Linked DNA regions of Homo sapiens: all the other regions are linked to region 1. A link is a loop called in an ENCODE intact Hi-C map of the cell type or tissue named here. Cell type or tissue: dorsolateral prefrontal cortex. All regions are shown on one strand. Region 1 overlaps NRXN3 (neurexin 3). Region 2 overlaps NRXN3 (neurexin 3). Region 3 overlaps NRXN3 (neurexin 3).

What was found. A loop is a pair of places that touch in the nucleus more often than their neighbours do. Peaks named below come from ENCODE experiments on the same cell type or tissue, not always from the same donor. Only the 100,000 strongest peaks of a DNase experiment are listed, where the experiment ranks them.
Region 2: it touches region 1 in a loop (2.6-fold over the local background); 20 of 110 quality-filtered maps call a loop at or near these places.
Region 3: it touches region 1 in a loop (7-fold over the local background); 10 of 110 quality-filtered maps call a loop at or near these places.

Annotation. Positions count from the first base shown.
Region 1 is chr14:78,447,195-78,449,694 of GRCh38, forward strand. All of the region lies in intron 4 of NRXN3 (neurexin 3), which reads left to right. Among named protein-coding and RNA genes, the nearest start is that of NRXN3-AS2, 260 kb to the right of the region's middle. RefSeq lists an enhancer at 1,532-1,721. In dorsolateral prefrontal cortex, CTCF peaks have their summits at 1,460 (motif pointing right) and 1,659; a DNase peak (open chromatin) is centred at 1,467.
Region 2 is chr14:78,597,115-78,599,614 of GRCh38, forward strand. The region is part of intron 4 of NRXN3 (neurexin 3); the gene reads left to right. Among named protein-coding and RNA genes, the nearest start is that of NRXN3-AS2, 110 kb to the right of the region's middle. RefSeq lists a silencer at 1,177-1,226. In dorsolateral prefrontal cortex, CTCF peaks have their summits at 1,112 (motif pointing left) and 1,315; a DNase peak (open chromatin) is centred at 1,137; H3K4me3 peaks cover 549 bases; H3K27ac peaks cover 1,603 bases.
Region 3 is chr14:78,836,015-78,838,514 of GRCh38, forward strand. The region is part of intron 10 of NRXN3 (neurexin 3); the gene reads left to right. Among named protein-coding and RNA genes, the nearest start is that of NRXN3-AS2, 130 kb to the left of the region's middle. In dorsolateral prefrontal cortex, CTCF peaks have their summits at 1,023 (motif pointing left) and 1,222; a DNase peak (open chromatin) is centred at 1,007; H3K27ac peaks cover 1,039 bases.

The DNA.
Region 1 (2,500 bases):
TAAAATCGAGTTGCTGCATTCTGTCATTCATATTTCAGAGTGCTGCTGATTTCTGTGTGAGTAAATGAGATAACAGATGCTAAAGTGGGATATGAATGCATAGTATGATTATGCTGCAATTGCCTCTCATTCTTTTAATCATACATTTTGACTGTATCGTTTTAATTTACGGAGGCACCCTAAGGCCTAATAACATATAATGCAGCATGCAGGAAATCAAACAAACAGATAAATGCACTGGAGGAAGAAAGAAATAACTTTTTTAATATGTTGTTTGCAAGTGGCTGTATGGCTGTAGAACCTGGGGTGTGTTTCTAAGAGGAAAGATAATGACCAGTGAGGGGCCAGCCCTTGTCTGGAAGGAGAGAAAAACTCATAAAATCTCATCACCACTCCAAGCCCCAAAGGGGAGACCCACTTTACTGTCACAGTCCTGAAATCTCAACATTAGCTTGATTTCCTTTTTTAGCTTGGTATTCCTTGTCCTTCACAGAATAGTTGCAATCTCCCTTTTTGAGTTAATCATGCTTGCTATGGCCTGAGATTTGAAAATGGAGTCTGTGGGTTTAAGTTCTTCTTTTCCTAGTTATAGAAACTTCATAAAGCAAGTGAGGCTCTTATAGCCTACCTTTCTTCATCTGTGAAATGGGCTCAGTAGTCATAATATCTCCATATGGGATGATTGAAAAGATACAGTTGTAAAAATGGGCCTTATAAAAATGTACCAGTAGTTGTCATTGTTATTCCCTGACATGCTCTGTTCAAAGTATTGCATGAGCAGGTTTTGCCTTTTCCCCATCCTGTGCCTTTGTGTGTTCTATTCTTTTTACTGGGTGTATCTTCTTCATCTCTTCTTTTAAAAATCTCACTCCTTTAAAGCACAGGTCAAATACTACCTTCTTTGACCTCCCCAACCATAATAATTTTTTCCTTTCTAGAACTCCTAGATAGTCTATCATCTTTACTGTTCAACTTATGATCTCCTTGCACGGTGGCATCTAGTTTAGTCATTTTTTTTACTTTCCTAAATAGATTATAAGACCCTGAAAGACGGCTACTTATCTAGCACAGTGTGTAGCACAGAGCAATTGCCCAATACCTGTTTTAATTGGAATGCAGGATGAATATTACACAGCACTCATGGCCTTAGGCTTTTGTAAAAATACAAGCGTTGCTGGAGGAGGTGACTCAATAGGTCATGGGTACTTGCATATGCATTAAGAACATTGGGTTTGGGTAGCCAAATGAAGGTGGAAAATCTGGAAAGAACAAGTTGAATAAAGAAGCAGGAGCTGCTAAAACACGTTTTTTTCACTGTAGCAGTTTTTCCTAGGCTAGTCCTGGTCTTGGAGGTGCTGTGAAACCAGTGTATTGACTTGGAAAGATCCCTTAGATCTCTGAACTGGGACAAGGGTTGCAATTCACGGACACCGGATGTTGTGCAATATTCAGGTCTGCCAGAAGGTGGCGCATTATCACTAATTTCATGGTCTGGCAGCTTTGCTCCTGGGGATCCCCAAAGTTGGTGTGGGCATTCTGATGGGTAGCTCTCCTCCGCATTTTGTGTGGTTCAGAGCTTCTCCCCTCTTATCCCCTCCCCTGCCTGCATTCCACTCAGCTTCTTTATGATGTATAAAGATGAAACTGACCCCAGTCTTCAGCCTGAAGAGTGCCTTCCATTGGGCTTCCACATTTGGGAAGGTTCCCGCTGAGATGGGACAGAAGTGTCTCAGCAGTCTCTCAGTTCCTGCGTAAGTTCAGAACCAACTCAAATCATGCTCTCTGCAGTGGAATCTCCCCACCCTGGGCGCGGAGAGAGTGAGCACTCGGTGCCTTTTTGGATAAACCAGGTAAAGAAGAAAACAAATTACTTTTTAGTACACTCCTTTATTCCTCATTCCCTCCGCAGCCTCCTATGACTTCTGATTTCTTGTCTGAACTTCAGGAACAGCACCTCTCTCTGTGTCTTCCTCATCTCACTCCTATATGGTGTTTCATTCTCTTTATGGTGTTATCACATTTATTTATTTATTTTTGAGATGGTGTCTCACTCTGTCACCTAGGTAGGAATATCGTGGCGCGATCTTGGCTCACCGTAACCTCCGCCTTTCAGGCTCAAGTAATTCTCATGTCTCAGCCTCCTGAGTACCTGGGACCACAGTCACAAGCCACCAGGCCTAGCTAATTTTTTGTATTTTTAGTAGAGATGGGGTTTCACCATGTTGGCCAGGCTGGTCTTGAACTCCTGGCCCCAAGTGATCCACCTGCCTTGGCCTCCCAAAGTGCTGGGATTACAGGCATGAGCCACCGCACCCAGCCTGTTATCACATTTATTATCTTACATTTTCACACAATATCTCTAAAATGTGCCACAGATATTTTTCTCTATTTTTTATTAGAGCGTTCACGTTTATATCACGCACCATTTAATTTGACCCTCACAGCAGCTATGAGAAGTTTTGGGGCATGAGCATTAATATCTCCATTGTACAGATGAAGA
Region 2 (2,500 bases), 150 kb after region 1:
CATCTGATCCAGGCCAGCATACTGCTGGAGAAGACTGTGTCGGGGATGAGGTGGTCTGAGAAGCTGGAATAAATGCAGGATCAGCTGATAAGGAGGGTGAGGAAAAGGTGAGCTTAGTGTCTGACTTTAAAAATATGTAGATGAGCTCCCTAAATAAAATACCCCTCCACACTGTACTGATGACTGAAATTCCTTTAAGAGAAAATATTTTCGTTCTACAATTAAAGATAGAATCCTATTTTTTCCAGGGAGAAGTAATATTGTCTTAAATTTATCCTACATTACTACATGTTGATTACAAAAACTGAAGAATCTATTTTCTTTGTTTTTTTTCCAGTTTTTATCTCCATCCCCATCTTGCATCTTACAAAGGACCCAATAGAAGCTTCATGGGGTACAGGAAAGAATATAGCAAGGACCTTGGAGGCCTCAGGCCTCAATCTGGCTCTGCCATTCAATAGTTTGACCTTGGAGAGCAATCAGAATTCTCAGGGCCTTAGATCCTCTGCCCGTGAAGCTGAGGTATTGGACTGGATATCTCCAAGGGCCCTACTAACAATAAGATTATGGACTGGGGATGGCTTTTCTTCTTTCCATTTTGTTCAAGGAAGCCTCCTCTTCGTCATTTCTCACCTACCACCCAGCTCTGTATTTTCCCATATTTCAATGTCCTTTCATGAAGACATATAAACAGTGGCCATGAGTCAAGGGGATGCAAGGGTATCTGTGGTTCAAGAAGATGCACGTGATGACCACGGCTAGTTGATCCCTCTTGGCATATTGTTGCCATCTCAGAAAGACAGGAAGGGTGGGTTACAGCTGCCAGCACCATCAGGATTAAAAGCAGGAGGACTTTAAGACTCACCCTCGATGATGCAGAACTCAAAAGGTCTCTGCTTCACAGCTCTGGGCCACCTTGAAGGGCAAGTTGACAAAATAAAGCAAAGCCCAGACAGCCTTACAGAGTAGTAGATTCTGCATTCCTCATTTTCATGGATAATTACTGTAGCCTTCAATTTGAGGAACATGGCAGTGATTTGTGTGCAGTTTACTCTTCTTTCAGGTGATGGAACCAGAGCCAGAGGCGTGGATGTGACTCTGTTGCCCTCTAGTGGCTAGAATGCAGTAGCATACCCAGCACCCCCTCAGACTTGGCTTGGTGGTGCCGCTGACACGTGAGCAAGGGTTCCTGGGACACTGACTGCCAAGGGGGCTCGGGATTCTTTCAGCACAACTCCTGACCTGAGATTCTGCAGAGAGAGAGAGAGAGGGAGGGAGGGAAAGAGCATCATCCTTCCTATTTCTGGAAGTCAGATCTGTAACACAGAGGGCCTGTTTCGTCTAGAGTAACCCTGTACCAGCTGCAGCGCTGGGACGCTCCTGCCTCTTCTGCGGTCGCATGTCCATGTTTTGGGGCAGCTAAGGCACCTGGGGTCTGCTCTCGCAGTCACACATTTGCTGTGTCACTTCTGCCTCAGTTAGATGTTTTCTCTAGCAAACAGATATCATTATGTGGTTTTCCAATTATCACTTCCCAAAGGGAGCTGGTTAATATGGATGAGGCTTTTTAACATTTGGCTTTGAAGACAGGGTTATATGTAGTTGTAGCAGAGGGAGCCAATATCTCGGTAATTGGCTAAGGTTTGCAGAGGAGCAAGGCAGTCTGGGGTATGTGCCATCTCTGGGACGCGGGGTCTTTGCAGAATGTGTTATTGTGGTGTAGTCTTTAAGTGAGTTCTCAGATAAACTGGAAGGTGGGTCTAGGTGGAGATTATTTCAAGAAGGTTAGAACTCTGGTCTCTGGTTACAATAAAAAAGCTGGATTGCTGAAGATCATATGGGCATTGTTGATGTTGGGCTCAGGCAGAGAGTTCTTAGTAGGGTCTTCTTACCCTGACGGTTGCCCTTTGTAACAGGCAATAATACAAGAGGATTAATTTATGGAGAGGCTGAAGAGGTTAGTGGAATGAGAAGAGATGCAGCATGCAGGGACAAAACTCAGTTTACTATATCAGCTTCTTTTACCCTTTGGGACAAGAATCCCCAATTTACTGGGCAAAACTTCCCTCCTTCTACTTCCTCTTCCAAGAGTTTAACTCATGGAAAGGAAATGAGGGGAAATAGCACATTTCATGGCATCGAAGAGGGCATCTTTGAAACCTAGCGGCTTTCCACCTACAGACATTTAGAATGCAACTTATGCTGGCAAAGCTATTGAGGGTTTAAATGATATGCTTTATAGCGTGTTGCATTTCTTCCTTTGAAAATGAGGAGCTTGAATTACCTTTCTTGCTTCATAATAGAAATTTAGTCTTATTTCTCAGTCTATAGTTAACACATAGCAATCTGGTGCCTTCGAGTGACAATTTACCTAAAAGTCAGCGTTACATAGATAGTTCTACAAAATCCAAACTTACATGCTTTGTCTGTACACTTCTTGGTCTTCCAACCTTCAGGATCACCATTGATTCCTTTTCCTGTACCCCTCCAACCCCTGACA
Region 3 (2,500 bases), 390 kb after region 1:
CTGTGGGGGTGCCCTATAATTTGTCAAGCTTATTATCTTGCTCTGGCACACAGAATACACTGAATCAATTTTTAAGGTCTCTTTCAAAATGTGTCTACGTCATCTAAAACCCATAAATATTAAAATCATATGCACTAGAAACAGTTAAGATGTTTAAATTTTCCAGAACACAGAGACTTAGGAAACAGGCAAGACACAACATGAAAGCAAAAAAGGAAAGAGAATGTTACTTATTCTATTATCTGCCATGATGGGGAAAGGGGAGACAGAAAAACAACTTTCTCCTTATAAATCCCAGCTTTTGCTGCTGCCTTTACTATAAATATTGTTATTCAAAAGGTTTTCACCTCCTTCTTGGGAGGCTATTCAGTGAAGTATAAGATATAAAGAGCAATTTTATTGCCTAAATGAGAAGCTGGCCAAAGTGTAGTTTCCTCAGCTCCATGCTCAGAACATCTGATTCAGTAGGTTGAGTTGGGACTGATATACATTTTCATAAGCATGTGCAGTAATTCTGATGTAGCTCGTCTGTGGACCACAACTCAGGAACCCTAGTCTTTTAAATGTATATTTTTTTAATAACATGGTGCTCTAATTTGGAGCCCTCAGAAAGAAAGGAAAATAAAACAGCATAACCTGTGTCCTCCATGATAGTTTAGTGGGCTCTAGTATTAGTTTATTTCATGACATGTAATTGTTATTTTCATTTAATTTGCTGCACAATTACTTTTATGTATAATCCATGTTGAGATGTGAATAGGACAATTTACTTTATTTAAATACTTTCAGCATTGGCATACCTGAGGAGATAATAGACTATGAGTAGGGAAGACATGGGCTGATGTTCTACAGTGTTCCAGGGTCAGCCATTTTCTTGCTGCAAGCCGGAGAAGATCCACACTTCCTTCTATTCTATTGAGCCTTAGAGTGGCCACAAGGAGTATCAGTTGCTCCCTCCTTTGAAGGCTGGAGTCTGTGAAGGCAGTGTTCAAGTTCACTTGTTAACCCACATCGCCACCTACTGTCCACCCCCCATCCTTAATTAAGAAACTTTTGCCTGGGAGTTGGGCGGAGATTAGTGTGAGAGGCTACAGTATGAATGAAAAGTGAGATTGTGAATGCACCTCTATCGAGCCCTATTCAGAATGCTTGATTTGCAATAGTTTATTAAGAATTACAGCATTACTATCCTTAAATCTAAAGTCTCTCTCTCTTTCAGTCCAGAAGCAAATTACTTTTGGGTTAGAAATAGCAGCCAAGTTCCTGTTAAAATGAAAACAAACCTCTCTCCACCTTGTGTCTAAGGCCCTCTTTGTTGGCTTTAAAATGTTTATTGATTTGGGGATTTAATGTTGGATCCAACTGTGAATAGTGGCCACTTTGGGCCTGGTGAGTGATCCTGGAATTTGTCAAACAAGTTTATGGAAGGAAACCTGAAAATGCTTCACCCTAGTCCTTTGCCTCTTTATTTTTGTGGGTTTTTTTTTTTTCTCTTTGAGAATGTTTTCTATTTGAGTGGAGAATGCTCTCATATGGTACTTTTCTCTGATCCTTTTGGAAAGAGCAAGTGTCCTTTGAGAAATACTTGTTCTTGGTTGTTCCCTGCTCCCCACCCCCATGCCTGTCCCTGCCACTTCTAGAGCAGGTGGAAGTCGCCTGTGGGTTCTTCTGGTCTCAGGCTTTGACTGTTCCCCTCCACAAATTTGTTCTTAATTCGATTTTGTATTGAAGCACATCAGTTATTTGGGCTTCCATCTTTAGTGAAAAGCCACCTTTGCGTGTTGTTATGCCACATTACAGTGTTCCAGAAAACATATTGGTGTAGATGCAAAATCTTGCCTTCATAATTTTTAGCCTTATGTTGGATTAGAGAGCATATTTTCAAGTTGATCTCTTGGAACCTCAGCATGAATCTATATTAGAAGCCCAGAGAATGCTAAACAGAGTTTTCACTGAGCCATATTAGATAACAAATTATTTTACCTATAAATGAGATATTAATTATATAGATTAGATTTTTGTTATTAGATTATCAGCTATGGAGTGATCACCAAGGAGGATAAAATAGAAATAGTATAATCTTCTTTGCCCCCCTTTAACTCTACTATCTGTGGAATATACTGAACTTTTTACAACCAAGTCTTTAATGCTCTTTACTTTCCCTAGCAAATGTTCTTCCATTTAAAAAGTCTTTAAAATACTTCTTTATTTTAGCAGTGCTTCAGAAAATCTATCTTAGACCATTCTATGCTTTTAAATCTATGATAAGATTAATTAAGTAGGCTAACAACCTCACTTAAAAATATTACCTCGTTCTTGTAACATTAATTTCTACAGATTTTTTTATTGTGTAGAAGTAGATACATAGATATTCCTAGTAACTATAGTATAATATAAAATTAAAATCCTATGTGTTGAATCATTATGTTAATAATAGCTGCCATTTCTGGAGCACTGTGTCTTCCAGGCCTCTGGTAAACACTGTTGCATACATTATTTG